2 separate regions of the Homo sapiens genome follow, and region 2 is linked to region 1. Evidence: chromatin loops called from intact Hi-C (ENCODE). Cell type or tissue: PC-9. All regions are shown on one strand. Links, peaks and the distances in the headings refer to the core of each region. The heading gives the core; the rest is flanking DNA. Region 1 overlaps LOC105374925 (a long non-coding RNA gene). Region 2 holds the start of LOC105374927 (a long non-coding RNA gene).

Evidence for each region. Hi-C counts contacts between places; a loop is a spot of excess contacts. Peaks named below come from ENCODE experiments on the same cell type or tissue, not always from the same donor. Only the 100,000 strongest peaks of a DNase experiment are listed, where the experiment ranks them.
Region 2: it touches region 1 in a loop (16-fold over the local background); 8 of 110 quality-filtered maps call a loop at or near these places.

Annotation. Positions count from the first base shown.
Region 1 is chr6:11,314,837-11,325,132 of GRCh38, forward strand. LOC105374925 (a long non-coding RNA gene) reads left to right here. Exons shown (of 6, transcript XR_001743967.2): 5 at 5,550-5,926. It also overlaps a transcript of NEDD9 not described here. Among named protein-coding and RNA genes, the nearest start is that of NEDD9, 87 kb to the left of the region's middle. RefSeq lists an enhancer at 3,407-3,626. In PC-9, for the core only: no CTCF peak of the experiment used is centred there; a DNase peak (open chromatin) is centred at 3,745; H3K4me3 peaks cover 489 bases; H3K27ac peaks cover 1,736 bases.
Region 2 is chr6:11,385,890-11,396,185 of GRCh38, forward strand. LOC105374927 (a long non-coding RNA gene) reads right to left here and starts at 8,973. Exons shown (of 2, transcript XR_926477.3): 1 at 8,506-8,973; 2 at 5,986-7,169. RefSeq lists a silencer at 9,024-9,236. In PC-9, for the core only: no CTCF peak of the experiment used is centred there; a DNase peak (open chromatin) is centred at 4,272; H3K27ac peaks cover 2,500 bases.

The DNA of each region.
Region 1 (10,296 bases), core at 2,544-5,043:
TTCCTCAGGCATCAAATAAAGAGATCAGACAAAAATGCATCCTCAGTTTTGTATCTTATTTAGGTTATAACCTGGATATATAATTAGTGGGATACCAGAAAAGGCCTTTATCAGTTATGAATATTATAAATTGAGTGAAGCTCTCTGGTTAGCTTGTCGCCAAATGAGTAGTGTCCTAGGGGAATGGAGACTGATCTAGCTCTGTCTCCCTGATGGTTCTGCCTTAGGGTAATTCTGGGCCCAGGATCAATGCAGCCAACAGAACTACTTCCTGGGCTGCTAACAGTATCTGAAGCAGAGGTCTGTAGAAACTACAGAATCACTGACTTGTCTTCCTTAGCAACTTTATTTCCTCAGGCTGTGGAGCCCTACCAAGATTTTGCTTGACAGTTAATGAGGGAGTCCTTCTACCACGTTGGGATTCACACAGTTTATTTTGGTAGGTAACTAAGGCAGACAGAGATCATTAAACCCTTCATAAAACAGCCCATCAGCCACCTGCTTGCAGAGCAAAAGGCTGCTCTTTGGCAGGAAAGACTGTGTTCTTCAGCCCACTCTTGGGTCCCATGCAAGATTCTAATGAGGTTGCCTGTGAAAACTTTTTGGTTATGATATATTTCTTTCCATTTGTATAAAAGCAACCAATAAATACCAGTGATCTTGTCAGGCCATGCCAAAGAAGAATTTGTTGGGGATTTAATATCCCAATGCATTGGACATACTTGAATTTGGCTGAACAGCCAAATTGGGTGGTTTGGCTCAATTTAACCAGTTTAAATGTTGTTGGTGTATAGCTTTGCAAATGACTTTGGTTCTTACTGAATGATCACTGGAGGGGATTGGCTTATAAATGAATTCAAAATCCTCAGGTGTGTTTTAAAGATCTACAAAACAAGTCTCTCCTTTGTTGTAAATGGGCAAGACTCAATAAAGAGAGTGAGATGAAAAGAGCTATTAGTTCATCTGTTAGGGCATCCAAATATGCACCCAGAAGGCATAGCAACAAATAATTCATGCTTTAACATGTTCTACAAACAGCAAGGTATTCCAAACTACTGCCAACCACCTGACCAGGAAAAAGGGCATGGTGGTGATCATGAAATAATTGAGGGTAAAAGGCAGGGTTATAAGTCCTTTAAACCCTTTTGAGCTTAGGTAATGTCTTGCTGGGCACGTGGCTCTGATTCTTTCTCTGGTCTTTGCCAGCAGATTTTTAGGAATCTCCTGGCAGAAGAGCATTGTTTGTGGCACCTTCCACTTCTGCAGCACTCTTGGATGCTGACTATTTACAAGGACTTTCAACTGCCTCCTTCACCCATCTGGTATTAATTTTTATTTCTTCGTTATTGAGTCTCTGATTCATCTCTACGCAGACCTTTGAGTTTCCTGAAGGCTTTGCTTCCCCAGACAGGGTGCCCCACCCAAGTAAGTTCACTTGCTGTTTGCTTTGAGGAAAGTCAGGATCTAGAGTTCCCCAGCTCAGAGAACAAGACTATGACTCACTTTATCATCAAAGTCAGGATGGAGAGGATTTCCTTCATCTCCCTTTACTCTCACTCCCACGTCTGATCGTCTCATGGGTAATGGGGTCTTGGCATTTCTAGCTTGTAGGATCTCCCAGCTCCCTTCATTCTGTCCTGTGTCTCCATCTCAGTTGCCTCTGTCTTAGCTCACAGTCTCTCTCCTGGACTGTTGCAATTGTCTTCATATTGTATCCTAAAGGCAATGGGGTAGGCTTGGAAATGCTTTCAGTGGGAATTAACTCGATCACATTTTCTTGCATAAGAATCACACTGAAAATAGTCACTAATTCATTGAAGGGGCAGTTGAAATGGAGGTGGAGAGAAATCCATTATAAAGCTATACTCCAGTTGAGAATTATAAGGAAGGTTCGGATTAAGCTGGAGACAGGGACAGTGAAGAGGAGAGGAAATGGATATTTAGCAAGGAGAACCGAAAGAGCATAGTAACTGATTTGAATTACAAGGTGGGAGACGGAGCCGTTGGTAATAAATGTCTCCTGGATAAAACCTCTGGAGACTGCATGGATGCTAGTATCATTCTGAGAAAGAAGAAATTAAGAATTAAGTCTACGGGGGAAATGGTGAATTTGAATGCGGCATGTTAAGTTCCAGTTTCATGTGGAGACTATCCAATGGGGAGAGAATCTGTAAGCAGTTATATATCCCAAGTCTGAGATTCAGAGAGAGAGAATGTTGAAGACAGAGATTTTATAGTCATGAGCCTAGAGCTGGCAGTTAAAGCAAGAGAGCTTATAACATCTGCCAGACAGAGCTTGTTAAATGAGATAGGGGGCCAGGCACGGTGACTCACACTTGTAATCCCAGCACTCTGAGAGGCCGAGGCGGGCAGATCACCTCAGGTCAGGAGTTTGAGACCAGCCTGGCCAACATGGTGAAACCCCGTCTCTACTAAAAATACAAAAATTAGCTGGGTATGGGGGTGCGGGCCTGTGATCCCAGCTACTCGGGAGGCTGAGGAAGGAGAATTGCTTGAAACTGGGAGGTGGAGGTAGCAGTGAGTACTCCAGCCTGGGCTATAGGGTGAGGCTCCGTCTCAAAAAAATAAATTAAAAAAAAAAAAGATAGATAGGAAGATGGTAGGATCCTGGGGACTATCACTCCTAGAGGGCCGCACAGAGAAGAGAGGCCTGAAGGAGAGATTCAGGATGGTGCGTTATTACACAAAGAACAGAGGAAAGAACTTGACAATTAGATTATGCAGATTCTTGAGATCAGTTTCAAGAAAATGATGGGGACAGGCGCCAACTGCCGCTGGGTTGACTTGTGAATGAGAGATGAGAAACTGCAGACAGTCTAGACTTCTCTTTCTAGAAACTTGGCTGTAAAGAAAAGATGATAAACGGGAAATGGGTGACAGCATGCGTGGCCAGTGCACCCGAGAACAGGAAGGCACACGTGATAGTTAATTCTATGCGTCCACCTGACTAGGCCACAGGATGTCCAGACATTTGGGCAAACATTATTCTGGGTGTTCTGAGGGTGTTTTGAAATGAGATTAACGTGTAAATCAGTAAATTGAGTAAAGCAGGTGGCCCTCCCGATGCAGGTGGGCCTTGTTCAATCAGTTGAAGGCCTGAATAGAACAAAAAGGTGGACCTTCCCCTGAGCAAGAGAGAAATCCTCCTGCTTGGTCGTCTTTGAACTAGAACATTGGCTTTTTCTCACCTTTGGACTTAAATGGAGATATCAGATCTTCCTGGGTCTCAAACCTGCTGGCCTTTGTGCTAGAGCTATGTGATCCGCTCTCCTGGGTTCCAGAGCCTCAGACGCAGACAGGAACCACACCATCAGCTCTCTTGGGTCCCCAGTTTGCCAACTCATTCTGCAGATCTTGGGACCTGCCTGCCTCCATGATCACATGAGCCAAGTTCTTACAAGAAATCACTTTCTAAATATATATGTGTATCTTATTGGTTCTGAGAACCCTGAGTAATGCAGCACAAAATGGAAAAGAAAAGAGAAAAATAGAAAAGAAGGAAGGAAGGAGGGGTGAGAGGAAGGTGTGGAGCGGGGGATGAGAAACACAGCCTCTGTGCTTTGCAAGTGTGGGGAGACGGCGGGTCACTGCATCATTGTCTGTGATCGCTGACGGCGTTGATGACTCACTCATGTTACATAATTAGAATTCACCTTCAGACTTTGCTGTCTTACCATTTCGTCTCATAGAAACAAGGCTTCCTAGCTTGGCTTGTTTTCTTGTTACTCAGGGGCTGTTGCTAGCATAAGGTCATACTTAGAAAGCTGAACCCTCAATAAGATTACTCAGAGACTTGGCAGCTTTTTCCCTGGCCATTTTGTCTTTAAGTTAAAAAAAAACAACAGAAAACAGCTCACTCTTCTAAAATGACATTACACATCACTTTGAAATATGTCCTGTAGGCCAGCCCTGAAATGTATGGTCTTTCTGGACATTCATTGGAGAGAAGCTCTGTTTTTAAAAATGTAAAAAAAAAAAATTGTTTTACTCTAAAAGAGCGTCTCTGATAACCCAGTTTTTAGGAAACTATTGGCTGAAAAGAAACAACAGGAGAGGTGAGAATTTGTCCAGTTTATACCTAATTCATTTCTGCCATTATCCCATTCTGGGATAACTTCAGAAACCACGAGGGCCATTTAACCAAGAGATTTATTGGGCCTTAGAGTTCATTATGTTTCTGCCTTGTTTTTATAATGCTTTTGTTATAATATTAAAGTGACAAAGATAAACAACTTTATTTGTGGTTGTGCAGATGCCATGTGGAATATCTGCTCGGCTTGAAAAGATTCCCCTGGCTCTTCTGCCCACTCAGAACAGCGGGACCCACATTTCAGCTTGGACAACATGACCAAGCTCTGCTGTTCACAGCTGCCTGGCCCAGGCTGGGTGCCTGGCCCCAAGTTCAGGGCCAACGCCCTTTTCTGGGAATGGGGAATCAAAGCAGAAAAGCATCCTGTGCACTCACACTCTCACACACCCACACACTCACATGCACACTCACATGCACACTAACATACACACAAGTCTCACACTCACACACACTCATGCACCCTCACATACAGTCACACATGCACACTCACACACTAACATGTACACACACACTGGTACACACTCACACTAACAAGCAAATAATCACACACTCATGCACACACACACTAACATGCACACTCACACTAACATGCGGACACACACTAACATGCGGACACACACACTAATATGCACTCACACTAACGCACACACTAACCATGCACACTCACACTCACACACACACACACTAACATGCACACTCACACATGCCACACACTAACATGCACACATACACAAACATGGACACTCACACAAACATGCACACACAAACATGCACACTCACACACTAACATGCACACACACACTAACATGCACACTAACATGCACACTCACGCACACTAACATGCACACTCACACACTGGTGCACACTTGCACTAACAAGCAAATACACTCACGCACTCATGCACACTCACACACTCATACACACTAACATGCACACATGCACACAAAGTCTGTCTCCAACTGTGAATTTGGTCACTATGAGCTTCCACCTTTACCTGTTGTGAGGATTGAATAGAAGAGAGGAAAAAAATATTTCAAGAAAGAAGATCCAAATAGAAGCAGCAATGGGTGACAGGCCCTGTATCCTTGGCTGTCCTGTGGTCTCCCAGCTCCTGGATGCTGTCCCTCCTGGGAGCACGGCTGCACTCCTGCCTACTGTACCATGAGATGTGTCCTTCTTCTTACAGTGACCACGCCCTGCCGCTCTTTCTCCCCCAGTCCACTGCCAAGCTGAGTTGAACTGTATTTTGTTACTCACAGTCAAAAAAATCCTAATTCATTAGGTTACGATTTTAAAAATAAAAATATATCTTTCTTGGGTTGTATCATAAAGAATCAGGTTTGAGAATTTTGATGGTTGTGGCTTGGGAAGTGAGAGGGGGAACCTGGTCTTCTAATTAAATAACCTTCTATACTCTCTCGCCTTTTTCTTATCCCAGGAAAGCCTCAGGAACTTGTTGCAATAGGGACTGCCAGGTCCCGTTGCACTATTGGTGGAAGAGAGGTCCACACGGTGCCTACGATAAGCGATTTGTTCGTATCTATCCAGACTGCAGGTGCATACAGCCACTCATCCTCAAATGCCATCCTCAGGAGTTTATGCTGCACACAGACTGGCACATGTGCAGGAAGACATAGTGCAGGGCTACGTGCTACAACATTGTTGGTGACAGCAACATATTGGAAGCAACCTGAATTTTTGTTAATAGAGGATTGGCTACATAAATGATGCTAATCTATACAACTGGAGTACTATGATGCCATAAAAAAGAATGTACAAGGTCTTTACGTTTGGAAAGATCTCTAAGATATAATGGTGAGTGAAAAGTGTAAGATGCAGAGCACTGTGTTTTACAGGCTGTCATTTGGGGGCTGACAACATCTATTCAAATGTGCTTTCATATATATTGAAAGCACTTTGGAAGGAAAAACATCAAATCAGTACCAATGGTTTACTTGTGTGTATGAATGTGTGTATGGCAGGGGTGGGGTGGGGGTAGGTGGCTTAGGTACAAGACAGGAATAGCAAAGAGACTTTTTAACCATATACCTCTTAAGAGGTTAAAAAAAAAACCTGTTGAAGCATGTGTTGTTAACCATGACAGAGAGAGAGAGAATGAAGGGAGGGAGATAGGGAATGAAAGAAAAAGAGGGAGGGAAATGGAGGGGCAAAGAAAGGAAGGAAGGAAGAAGGGAGGGACAGAAGGAAGGAGGGAGGGAAAGAAGGAAGGAGGGAGGGAAAGAAGGAAGGAGGGAGGGAAAGAAGGAAGGAGGGAGGAAGGAAGGGAGGGAGGGAGGGAATTGGCTCTTTCCTGAAGCTACAGCTTAACAAATAAAAGCGAAGGCCACCAGCAGCGATGGTTTGAGAGGTGAAGGATGACGTAGTCATGACTCCGAGAGCTGAATTCCCTGCGCATAGTGTGAGTGAAAACCTGTGTGCGTTACATCACAGAAAGCTATTCAAAATGCCGTGAGCCCAGTGAGGTCTGCAGGACAGACATACAATTGCTTGCAAACAAGTAGCAGGACAATGAGCTTTGTTTCGTGTTTATCGGCAGATTTTCTTTGCCTCTCAAGGGAGCTGGGAGAAACTCAAGTCTGAAACTCAAACTCATCTCAGTCATTCCTTTCCCTTCAACTAGACCTGAACCTCAGGAGATCTGGAGTATGTGCTGAATTCTACTGGGAACTGAGCCCTCTGAATATTATTATTGTTTTGCTAATACTTTTTGCTGGAAAGTACATCAAACCAGGATGTGTTGTACCTCTTGCTTTGCCAGACTATTTAAAAGCAAAAGTGACCAGATATCCAACTTAAGGCTGATCCAGGTTTTTCATGATCTAGCCAGGGGAGACAAACCTTCCAGGAAAGTCTCTAGCGAAGGCCAAGGATTTTAGAAAGTATCTGTGAACAAAGAAATGCAATGTTAGTGGGCTAATTTCCATAATCAAATGAAGCTGATGCAAGTGCTTTGTGAATTGATGCCCATCAACGAGAGACTGGATAAAGAAAATGTGGCACATATACGCCATGGAATACTATGTAGCCGTAAAAATGAACAAGTTCATGTCCTTTACAGGGACATGGATGAAGCTGGAAATCATCATCCTCAGCCAATTAACCCAGGAACAGAAAACCAAACACCACATGTTCTCACTCATAAGTGGGAGCTGAACAATAAGAACACGTGAACACAGGGAGGGAAACATCACATAGCAGGGCCTGTTGGTGGGCCGGGGGCAAGGGAAGGGAGAGCATTAGGACAAATATCTAATGCATGCGGGGCTTAAAACCTAGATGACGGGTTGATAGGTGCAGCAAACCACCATGGCACACGTATACCTGTGTAACAAACCTGCACATTCTGCACATGTATCCCAGAACTTAAAAAAAAAAAGAAATGCTTTGTGAATTAGTCAGGTTCACTGATGGGAGCTTTGGTCCTGGCACCTGAGGACTGAGCTGGGGGAACCCACACCCAGGCTGCCCAAACACACAGAGGCAGGAGAGGTCAAGGGGCATCTCGTGGGTGTGGAGTTTTGGACACGGTATTGCCATTGTCAGACATGTGGCTAAGCCTGCAAGGATGAGAGAGGAAGGAGGAAACCAGCTCCTCTCAACCCTGCATCAGCCTGAGTGCTTTCAATCTCTCTCAACCCTTCTCCTCTCTTTTCTCTTTTCTCCTTCCCTCCTTCCCTGATGGTTTGCCAGGAAGCACAGAATAATGGAGTTCAGTGTTACTCAAGGGGCAGTCACCTGCACAGTCATTACCGGAATGACGTGTTTCATCAGATGTTTCAAATCCCGATTCTTGGGGCCTGCTCTAAACCTGCCTACCAAGGCTCTAGGGGCGAGGCCTGGGGACCTGCATTGTTTGCAAACACCCACAGGTGATTCTTACATGCACGAAGCCAGGGAAGCATTGATAGAAAAGGTCTTAGACCAGCAGCCAAAAAACCCAAGTTCAAATCCATTTACTACCTGGGTGGTCTTGGGCAAGTTACTTATTAATTCCCGGCATGGGAGTCAATACTACTTTATAGGAATTTTTTATAAGTTATAGGAGATACGCTGTTATGTTATAGGAGTTATTTTTTTCTCTTTGAAGATTAAAAGAGACAAAACATATGACAAGGCTGGCAAACATTGAGCTCTTGCTACATAGTAGTACACAGTGCCCTAGAGAGTTAGCAAAGGGACGGTGAGCTCACAAAAATCTTTGTAGGCCTCAGGATATATATATTTTGCAGTGACTTTCAAGGCTGATCTAACTCTCTTTGGATGAACACAGAGCAAGGAGACTTGCCCACTGAGTGACTTTACTATACCCCCAGGCCTTACTAACTTGCCCAGGAGTGGGGAATATAGTGCTAGAAGGAAGCCAAAGCAATAAAGAGACACTTTCAGAAAAGCAGGCACTGCAAAGACAACCATTCCAGCTGGAAGAGCATGTGGTGGGAGTGGCGTCCTCTCAGACATGATCCTCTGCAGGGCTCATGGGCTCAAAGTCACAGGTTCTCACCAAGGGTGATGATTTCCCACAGGGAGCATCTAGCAACGTCTGGAGACATTTTTGTCACAGGGTAGGGAAAGGGGGTTGCTACTAGCATGCAGTGAACAGAGGCCAGAGAGGCTGCTAAACATCCTACGGTACACTGGACAGTCTTCCACAACAGAAAACTGTCTGGCCCCAAATGTTCATGGTTTCAAGGCTGAAAAACACTGCTCTAAGCTAATGCAGAAGACTTAGTCATGGGTGATAGAAGGAGGCCCCTAGGTGGCTACAAACCTCTGAGGGACAGCCTTCCGCTGTGGTGTTGCAAAGTCTCCCAGTTGCACAAGGTCCTGGCGTCCTGCTCATTGGTGGATCACCATTAACCACCTTGCACGTCACATGTTCAACATAGCTAGTTTCCCACCCATTCTTAACGATGATAAATCAGGAAAAGCATTCTTAGAACACTAGAAAAGCAGAAGTGTGGCTCTCTACAGGGCAGCGGGGAGGTTGCCTCACTCCTAGAAGATGTCTTGTTTTTACCAAGAGGGTAGAGGGATGAGAGGAGCTGGAAGACCACGCTGAGGAGCCACGTCCAGACACATGAAACGAACCTCACAGCCCCACAAGGATGCCGGGGAGGGCACTCAGTGCTTGGGATCAGAGCCACGTGGCCACTGGTTTCCGATGCCCCTTTGCTAGTATCTGGCTTCCGTGATTCCCTTGCCTTCATTTTGTGGCTCTCTCCTGACACTGCCGGCTGAGTGTCTTAGTTAACCAGTAATCTGGCTTTTCTCCCTCCACTTTGATCTTCCTGTCTCTGCCTGTCTCCTCTTTCCTGGCATGGCATGTGCTCTCGGGCTGTACCTCTGGTAGTGAATCTCTGGCTGCCCTGGACTCCTGCTGTGCACACTGCCCTGTGTGCAGGTCTGGATGCCTGGTGTTCCTTCTCAGTGCACCGCCCGATCCCCTGGGATCTCTTCACCATTTTCATGCATGGTGCCACCCCACGTGCAGGGCCAGCTTCATGGCACGTCACCTGTGTGCTTGCATAGGACTTGGTGCTCAGAAGGACTTCTTGATGGGTTTCATGCTCTGCGGCCACCGTATTAAAATTGTAATAATTTCCTCTTGAAACTTGTATTTTGTAAGTGACTTCTGATGAGACAGCATGGAATGAGCAGAAACACAGGAGATACGTGTGCCTGTCCTTTCTTGTCACCCTATTCACATGGAGCATTCGCCATGAACTCAGAATTCTGGTGTATTCACAATGTGTGGGAGTTCATGAAGCTTCTAAGTGACTCCCAAGTGTGTTTTGTCTATGATGAGTTAGCTGGGGAGGGGGAGGGACACTGACAGCCCTGAGAGGCCACACTTTCCATTTGAAAACCAAAACTTGCTTCAAACACAAAGGCAGCAGTGGTATTCTAAGAAACACATATGACCAAGGAAACTTGGTTTGACCTTTCTTACTCATGTTACTTCTTTGCATTTGCAAACAACTTAAACTGAAAATGAAGACACAGAAAGAAATAGAAAGATAAGGCAACCCATAGGCCTTTTTTAAATTCTTCCTTACTTGTCAGTAAGCCAAAGGTAGAGAGCATTGATAGAACGTGCATGTATCAGGCCGGGCACGGTGGATTACGCCTGTAATCCCAGCACTTTGGGAGGCCGAGGTGGTGGA
Region 2 (10,296 bases), core at 2,839-5,338, 71 kb after region 1:
ATTTTAAATTTATATTAGCAGGAGGCAAACAACATTGGCAAAGATGAAACCATTCTTCTAGTCATAGAACAGCTGTTTGAGAAAACACGGGCACCTGGAAGAGCAAAAGGAAGAAAGACTGAACACTTTTAAAGACAGAAGTGATGCCAAATTGTAAAGATTCTGACTTATTGGAAGCATTCATTGCATTTAGGCATCTTGCAAACACGTATTTCTCCATGGTTTACACCCTGTTTGCCTACCCTTCCACTACATAATAACCATCTTTGACTTCTCAAAAAATACTTGGTAAAACTTAATTAGTGCTAATTTCTCTATAACTTTAAAATAAAATTTTAAAATCTACAAGTAATAAATTTATCTTGTAAAGAACTAACATTGCAGATGAGGTTCTCCAAAGTGTCTTTGCCCATCAGCCCTAGTTTTAATTTTCTCTCTTGCTTTGCCCACAGAGAACCTTTGCTATCGGTTTGAGGTACATTCTACTAAGACATTTTCAGGCATTCATATAAATATATGTCACCACTGCCAATTTGCAGTTGTGCACATGTGTACTACCCTTGCCCTTGAGCATGCATGTGCACACAAACAGAACCTGATACTGAAACCATCATACTGTACTATCCTCGGTTTCTGAGGGAACTGTATAAACTGCCGTTCTGGTTTCACATGAAACAGCAACTTGGAAACAACATCTTATTCACGAGAATGTAAAAAACAAAACTGCATTGCTGCTTTAGATGGTTGAACAGGTGAGGCTCCTCAGTTTATCTGAATCTTGTCCATTTGTTTTCTAAATACATAGAAATGTGGATTCACATCCAGCTGATTTACCTCTGGGTAGAGATTCCTGGATCAAATACTAAAGATCTATTTGCCATTTGATAAAGTGATTTTTGGGATTGTTCCTTTTTGCCTTCACAATCACCTAGCTAAAAAGTCAAATCACAACCCTCCCCTGATATATACATAAGCTGCCCCTGACAATGACCCCAGACACGGGGAGGGATGCCAAGTGCTGGGATTATTTACATCCACTTTTTTCTCTACAATGACTGACTGTTTACCTCTCTCCTTCCTTGGGCGTTTCCCTTATCCTGACTCTCATAGCAGCCTCCATTTCACAGTGCCATACTGTGGGTTAACTACTTTCTAAATTGAGAAATATTTTTTACTGATCCCTAGTAGTTAAAACTGCAGCACTCCCTGTTTGTTCCCTTTAGTTTTTATACAATGATTTTTTCTCTAAGACAATAGAAATTTAAACTGGAAATCCAACTTACCCTTCCTCTATTTTCACCACAACTTTTCTTATAAACAAACACCTATGTCCATATTTTCCTGGCAGTCCTAACTCAGTTCCTTGGTTCCATCTTCTTCTTTGCCTCTTTCTCTTCTTTCTTTCTTTCTTTTTTTTTGAGACAGAGTTTTGTTCTTGTCGCCCAGGCTGGAGTGCAATGGCGCGATCTCGGCTCACCGCAACCTCCGCCTCCCGGGTTCAAGTGATTCTCCTGCCTCAGCCTCCCAAGAAGCTGGGATTACAGGCATGCGCCACCATGCCCGGCTAATTTTTTGTATTTTTTAGTAGAGACGGGGTTTCTCCATGTTGGTCAGGCTGGTCTCGAACTCCCGACCTCAGGTGATCCGCCCACCTTGGCCTCCCAAAGTGCTGGGATTACAGGCGTGAGCCACCGCGCCCGGCCTCTCTTCTTTCTTTCATACTCAGTTTTCCTAAGAAATTTGTCTACACTTCATACCTCCACTTCCACACTTTCCATTCCTTCCTTCCTCACTGCATTCCTTCCATCCTGACATCTGGTCCATGCCTCCAGCTCTCCGCTGAAATCATCTTTGCTAAGGTCACCCTCAGGAACCTGGATGATAAACCGGTAGACACTACAAAGTCTTTTTCTCTGCTGCATTGGAAGTGGTTGAGCAATTCTTTCCTCTCAGACCCCTCTCTACTTCTTTGGAGGACACCTCTTGCCTTGGTTCCCCTCTTTCTGGTTCAGTACACTCCACCACTTACTGCTACGGTGATTCACCCTTGGGCATCACACATTTTCACTCTTCTGCTTTCTGTATGGGTAGGTTCATCCCATTTAAAAGAGGGACCTTCTCTTCCCACACTTCCATTTGTCCTAGTTCATTTGCATTGCAATAAAGGAATACTTGAGGCTGGTCATTTATAAAGAAAAGAGCTTTATTTGGCTCATTGTTCTGCTGGGCTGTACAAGTCGCATGGTGCCATTGCTTGGGGGAGGGACAGGAGGGCCTCAGGGAGCTTCCAGTCATGTTGGAAGAGGAAGGGAAGCTTGCATGTGCAGAGATCAGGTGATGAGAGAGGAAGCAAGAAAGGGCGGAAGTGCCAGGCTCTTTTTAACAACCAGCTCTTGTGGGAACTAATAGATTAAAAACCCACTCACCACCCTGTCAAGGGAAGACACTAATCTAATCTGCACTAATGAAGGGTCTGCACCCATGACCCAAACACCTTCAATCCAGCCCCACTTTCAACATTGGGGGTTAAATTTCAGCATGAGATTTGGAGGGACAAACATCCAAACTATTGTCTTTTGCCTGTCTGTTCTCCCAGTCATTACCCATGTCATTACCGTATTCTCAGTCCCTCTGCCCCAAAACACTGCAGATCTTTTCCCCACTGCATCTTCAATCCAACCAGTCACCATATTCTGTGTTGTTGTCTTTTTAAATTAAATCTCAAATCCAATCTTGTTGACGCATTCAGTTCCCTCTCTGTGTGTCCCTTGCCACTTTCTTAGTTTAGACGTTAATTGCTCAGACTGTTACAACAATTCCTAGCTGTGAGGTCCTCTTCTAGCCTCTATAGAACACTGTTAGGAACACGGTAGGTGCTATGGTTCAGATTTTTGTGTCCCCCCCAAAATTCATATGTTGGAACCTAATTCTTAAGGTGTTATTATTAGGAAGTGGGGCATTTGAGAGGTGATTAGGAGATGAGGACAGTGTCCTGATGAATGGAATTAGTCCCCTTATAAAAGAGGCCTGAAGGAGTCTTTTGCTCCTCTCACCACATGCAGACCCAGCTGGAAGGCACTATCTATGAGGAAGAGGGACCTCAGCAGACACTGAATCTGCTGGCGCCTTGATCTTAGACTTCCAGCCTCCACTACTGGGAGCAATCACTTTCTGTTGTTTGTAAGTTACTCAGTCCTAGTTATTTGGTATAGCAGCCTGAATGGGCCAATACACCAGGTCCTCAGGAGATATTAATTGAATGAACATCTTCAAAATATTAGATACTTCCATAGACAAACTTCATATCTTCTCATGTTCACTTTCTGCTTAAAGACTTTTGCCAACTTCCTGTTGCCTACAAAATAGAATTGAAATGACTGTGCTGGTGAATGGCAGTCCACTCTTCTCTTTACATTCTCTCCTGCCTTGTCCACCTCTGCAGTGCCCTTCACCTTCCCATCACATCAAACTGTGATTCACCCTTGGGCCCCACACATGTTCATGCTCCTGCTTTCTCTGGATAAGTTCATCCCATTTAAACCAGGGGCCAGCCTTCTCGTCCCATACTTCCATTTGTCTCAGTCCATTTGTGTTGCTATAAAGAAATACCTGAGTCTGCTAATTTATTAAACATTGAGGCTGCTCTCGGTCCCCTCCTATTCCATAATTTCTCATGGTTATGGCATGTAAAGGCTGTTCCCCTGCCTAGAATGCCCTTTCTCCTTGTCTTTCTGGCAACCCCTTGGTATCCCCTGGACAGAGTCTTCCTTTCCTCCTTCACTGTCACCAGGCCCTCTATTAATCACATAATGTCACAATAGTGTATCTCCATTCCCTGGACTTTGAGGCTCCAGAGGGCAGGGAACTGTTGTTTATTCATTCTGGAGACCAAACTAAACATTTTACAAAGTAGTCCATGGAGGTCTCTTATCAGAATCACCTATGAGGCTGGTTAAATGTAGATTCCCAGGCTCTGTGACTCAACTGCAAATTCTGTTTGTCTTGGTCGTGGGACTGTCCTAGGCAAATCTTACGGACATGAATGTTTGAGAACACTTCTACAGCATCCAACAAATATTTGATGAATAAAAACTTGATTAAAAAAGTACTGAGATCCCTGCTCCTAAAATTCTGCTCTATTTCCTTCATTCCTCTGGGGTGTAGTTTGGCTGGGGACAGGCCCAGGTATTTGGCTCAGTCATAGATCAAAGTGACCTAAATGGGAAACAGCTGTGCGTTATTCCCCAACCATGTCACGCAAGTACCTATTGTCCTGTCCAAAACGCCAAATTAGGTTTAGGGCCATTCAAATTCCGGAAGATGGTTGGCTGTGATAAGAACTAACAAATTCTTGCTCAAGTGGAAACTGGTTTTGCAGGGCATACTCTGCATTTTTAACTCACTAAAGCCAAGTTCTTAAGTTTAAGTGGTTCGTAAGTATCTTCTAATGAGCTGCACGGTTCCATTTGCTGTGCCTATCATCGGTATTGATAACTCTAGTATCAGCTAGTAGCCCTCACCTGTTGACACTGAGTGGATTGTGAATGAGCTTTTTTAGACTTTAGATGAGACTGCTGGGAGACTGTAATGATAGGCAAGCCTTGTTTTGGCCACAAACTCTCTAAAATGTCCTTTTTAATCTTGAGCTCTAGCAACACAATTTTGAGATCTGTCATAATGCACCATACCAGAACCCACGAAGACTTTACAAAACATACATCATCTGAATGACCTCAAGACTACACGACAACACATATTTGTTGTATTTGTTATTTACCAAATATGTATGTATTATGTATCATTACTTACCAACCAATGAAATCTTTTCTTTTTTTTTTTTTCTTTCTTTTTTTTTTTTTTGAGACAGAATCTTGCAGAATCTTGCTCTGTTGCCAGGCTGGAGTGCAGTGGCATGATCTCTGCTCACTGCAACCTCCGCCTCCCAGTTCAAGTGATTCTCCTGCCTCAGACTCCCGAGTAGCTGGGATTACAGGTGCAAGCCACCATGCCCGGCTAATTTTTTTGTATTTTTTAGTAGAGATGGGGTTTCACCATATTAGCCAGGATGGTCTTGAACTCCTGACCTCGTGATCCACCCGGCTTGGCTTCCCAAAGTGCTGGGACTACAGGCTTGAGCCATCACGCCCGGCCAATGAAATCTTTTAAAAATTCCATATAGATGCCGCAGTTCCACTTCGGGATATATATATCCTAAGGACTTGAAATTATGTTGAAGAGATATCTGTACTCCCATGTTTACTGCAGCACTGTTTATAATAGCTAAAATAGGAAATTTTCCTGTGTCCATCAGTGAACGAATGGATAAAGAAAATGTGGTATATACACACAATGGAATACAATTTAGCCTTAAAAAGAAAGAAATCCTATAATTTGCAACAACAGGGATGGATATGGAAGACATTATGCTAAGTGAAATAAGCCAGGCACAGAAAGACAAATACTGCCTGCTCTCACTCATATGTGGAATCTAGAATAATTTAACTAATAGAGAGCAAAATGATGGTAAAATGATTTTTGCTCCAAATAATGTAAAAATACCAGAGGCTGGAGGTCAGGGAATGGGGAGGTGGTGGTAAAGGGGTAGAAAGTTAGACAAGAGGAATAAATGATAAGTATTTAAGGGGATGGATATGTTAATTAGCTTGATTCCAACATTCCTCGTTGTATACATACACCATAACATCACTGTGCACCCTATAATTATATCTGATTATAATTTGTAAAAAAAATAAATAAAAGGACACATAAAAATGTAGAAACACACTGATATCATATACGGGTGAATACATATTTGTATCTGAGATATGGAAAATAAAGACACCAGGAGTGATTTGAAATTGCTCTTTCTGGTTCCTTTGTGGAGGAGTTAAGACCTGTCTATGGCATCCAAGAAGAAACAGGATATGGATTGGCAATTAAGCCACCAGCTGGATTGCTCAGATAATGCCACAGTTAGGTGGAGCCTTAGAGGTCATCTAACTTTATTTAGTACATATTACTTATTCTTTAACATTTCCATCATTTCTTTATTACACAAATAACACACAGTCGTTATTGAAACCAGAAAAAAGAAATAATTTGAAAAGATGACAAAACCAATGTTACATTGGAGAATACATTCTTTTAGACATTTTCCCATGCATATGTAGTGTTAGCCATCAGAATGTATTAGTTTTCTATTGCTGCTGTAACAAGTTACTGCAAACTTAACAGCTTAAAACAACACAAATCTGTTATATTACAGTTCTATAGGTTAAAAGTTTAACACAGGTTTAACAGGGCTAAAGCTGGGGTGTTTGGCAGGCTGTGTTCCTCCTCTTTAGGTTGGGAAGAATCTGCTTCCTTGCCTTTTTCCAGCTTCTAGAGGCCATCCACATTCCTTGGTTCACGGCCCCTTCCTCTATCTTGAAAGCCAGTAGTGCAGCATCTCTCTGACCATTCTTCCCTCATCACATCTCTCCTTGACCACAGCTGGGAAAATCTCTCCCTGATTTTAAGAACCCATATGATTAGACTGGGCCCACATGTATAACATAGGACCCTATCTCAATGTTGTAACTTAATCATATCTGCAAAATCCCTTTTGCCATGTAAGGTAACATAGTCTCAAATTCTGAGAATTAGGATGTGGACATGTTTAGGGCTATTATTTTGCCTATCACACATAGAGATGAAACAACTCATGTTCGTGCAGGATACGTGACTTACCCAAGATCACAGGCTGGTAAATATTGGATCTATTAGTTAAACTTTTTCAGCGAGTCTGATGCAATTAGATTCTCTGGTGGAAATTCATGATGAAAGAGATGTAAGGAACTAATGGAAATTACTGATGAAAGGGACATAACAAAGAAATGCAGAGCTTGAATGGACTTAGTTCTGAGTCTCACACTTTGTTCTCAGTCTACAGATACCATGATCTTGATCTCTCAAAAGCAGGCATTGGCACAGGAGGTGCCTGTCTGTTTCTGCTGCCACTCTTGACATCTCTCAGATGACCCCTTCTGGCTCCTTTCAATTTCCTTCTTTTGCTGTTTGGCTTGGCTTCTGCTGTCTCCTGCTTCCACCGGCTGCCTCCTTTCCATGAGTCTCTCGGTTTCTGGATCCTATTGCCACTTGCATTTCTCTCTGTGTCATTTTCAAGTTCCCTAAAAGAAAATATCTGATATAGTTCATTGTTCACTGCAGGGCACTAGGCAACCCTTATCGTGTAGAGATTCCCACTGTGTTATCTCCCTGGCTGCCAGCCAGTTTGCTGATGGCTGTCTTCAAAGACAACTGCCATTTCCTGGTTTCATCAGCCAGGATCATAGGGTCAAACGTGACAATCTGCACGTACGAAATCACTCATGGTCACCTCCCTCAGCATAGCACCACGGGCAGGGTAGGCACAGAGAGACTTTTCTCCGAATCCTGGACTGGAATTTTCTTCCTGGCTCACCCCTGCATATACTGAAGCTGAGCCATATCGGGGTACCACAGCTAGAATGATGTAGCTGAATGAATGAGCGTGAGAAGGGGCCAAAGGGGAGGAAGACATCAGTCCCGAGAACCAAGACTGAATATGGGCATTTGGAAAACAGTTTAGGTAATTGCATTCAGTACTTCAAGGCTCTAATTGCTGTTCTTTAACAAGGAGGCCACATTGGCTTATGAAAAGTTCTAAAATTATATAATTTTTATCAGTAACCAGGACCTCAAGTTGCTCCCACAAACCACATAGGGCCTTGCAAAATGAGGCTTTGGGAAGGGGACTCTGATGTTTCTAAATTTCGCACCCTTTGGTTTCTCCAGCTACATTAGCTCTGAAAGGGGCACAAAATGGCCTCATTAACTGGGGAAGAACGAGTCTAAACGAGTTTCAGAAGAAGAAAAGGTCTCTTGGATCCATTGAGCCCTGCCACCACCCCCACCAACCTTCCTAATGGAAGAATGCTGCTGGAAAAGTGTCATCCGATATTTCCCACAAAAATGTGTGCTGTGGTCACAGCTCAGAGATGCCAACACAAATCTCCAACACAGCCACCTCCTGACTGAGAATACATTCTGGGCTGTTTTTAGTTTGAGCCTCAGTAATCGGGGACAAAAGCTGATTTCAATTTTAATTAATTACATGGGAGTGAACGGCCATCTGATCCATAGGGGTCATAGCACATAATGCCCTCAGTGGCACTATGCCGGCAGAGCACTGGGAGGAACTTGTCTTTGTGGTATGCTACATTTTCTCTTCCTGTTGCACTTTTAGAGAAGATTCTCTAAAAATGATTGTGTCCTCAGCCTCCTACACTTTATAATAATTAACCAAATTCATTCATTTTTACTTTTTTTAAATAACAGTCTTCCTGCTGCCCATCAAAACATATTTTTTGAGCAATAAGCACTCTGTTCAGAGCTGGAATAAACTGGTGAGTAAAAACAGACATGGTCTGGGAGACTACACAGATTGGATATTTTTGCTCCAAATAATGTAAAAATACAACTTACACTGGGTTGAACAATAGATATTTGCTGCCTCATCAAGCAAGAATCCAGGGGGTAGGGTGGGTCCAGCATTGGTTAATTCAACAGTTCCATAGAAGTCTTCATATCAGCTTTGGTCTGAAGTTCTTGGTTCCCTCATGATTGCAAACTGTCTGCAATAGCTCTAGGCGGTGCATTCCCAACCACATCTAAATGAAAATAAATTAAAAAACCCAAAAGAAAGGCTCACTGCTCTTCGGATCTCTATGCTTCTTTTTGAGAGATGATTCCTTTCCTAGAAAAACTCTTCCTCCAAGGCTCACTCTCCAGCAGACATATCCACAAGTCTTAGAGGCAGAATTGCATCCCAAGCCTGTTCCTAAGCCAGTCAACAACAAAGCAAATGAAATGGTCCTAAATGGTTTAGGACCGTCACATTTTACCTCCTGGGGTTAAGAAAAGGCTCAGTCTGCAGCCATAAAAAGGAATGAGTTCATGTCCTTTGCAGGGACATGGATGAAGCTGGAAGTCATCATTCTCAGCAAACTAACACAGGAACAGAAAACCAAACACCACATGTTCTCGCTCATAAGTGGGAGTTGAACAATGAGAACACATGGACACAAGGAGGGGAACAACACACACCAGGGCCTCTCGGTGGGTGGGGGGGCAAGGGGAGGGAGAGCATTAGGACAAATACCTAATGCACGTGGGGCTTAAAACCTAGATGACAGGTTGATAGGTGCAGCAAACCACCATGACAAATGTATACCTGTGTAACAAACCTGCACATTCTGCACATGTATCTTGGAACGTAAAGTAAAATTTAAAATTAAAATTAAAAAATAAAAGGCTCAGTCTTTCCCAAAGCACAAAGATGCCCCATTCAGAAACACAATTCAGGATCCTTAGCAGGGAGAAAGGATAGTTATTGGATAAGAAGCCAGCAATGGCTGCCTCAATAAGAGACTTTCAGATGACCTGGGAGGGAGGGGAAGAAACACTACCCACCCCCAACCCCGCTCCCTAGTAAGCACAGAGTCAGGAAGATCAAAGTTTTAGGGTCAGCATTGCTACTTAGTAGTTGTTAGATCTTGGATTAGTTATTTAGCCTTGTGGAACCTCAATTTCTGCATCTGTGAAGTGGGAAATTACACCTATCTCACTGGGTTGCAGTGAGAATCAAATATATTAGTATATGCAAATTACCTGGCAGGCACCCAGCCCATAGATTTGTCCAGTAAATACCATTCCCTTGCCCAAAGCCCTTGGGCAGCTTACAGTCCAACTTGCTGGGTAACTGACAGGTCAGTCTGCTCACATTCTGATTATTAAGCACTATGGAAAAGGTATGTAAAGAGGCTTCCTAGGGGAGGGAATACTATCACAGTTCCTAGGAGCCACTAAGGTCCTCCAGATGCTTTTCTAGATCCAATGGGTGCTTTCCATTTCTTTGTCTTACCTTACCTTTCTGCAGCATCACTTATCTTGGCAATTCCTTTTCTTCTTTTTTTTTTGAGACGGAGTTTTGCTCTCGTTGCCCAGGCTGGAGTGCAATGGTGTGATCTCGGCTCACTGCAACCTCTGCCATCTAGGTTGAAGCGATTCTCCTACCTCAGCCTCCCAAGTAGCTAGGATTACAAGCGCCCACCACCATGTCTAGCTAATTTTTTTGTATTTTTAGTAGAGACAGGGTTTCACCATGTTGGTCAGGCTTGTCTTGAACTGCTGACCTCAGGTAATCCACCCACCTCGGCCTCCCAAAGTGCCAGGATTACAGGTGTGAGCCACCGTGCCCAGCCAGCAATTCCTTTT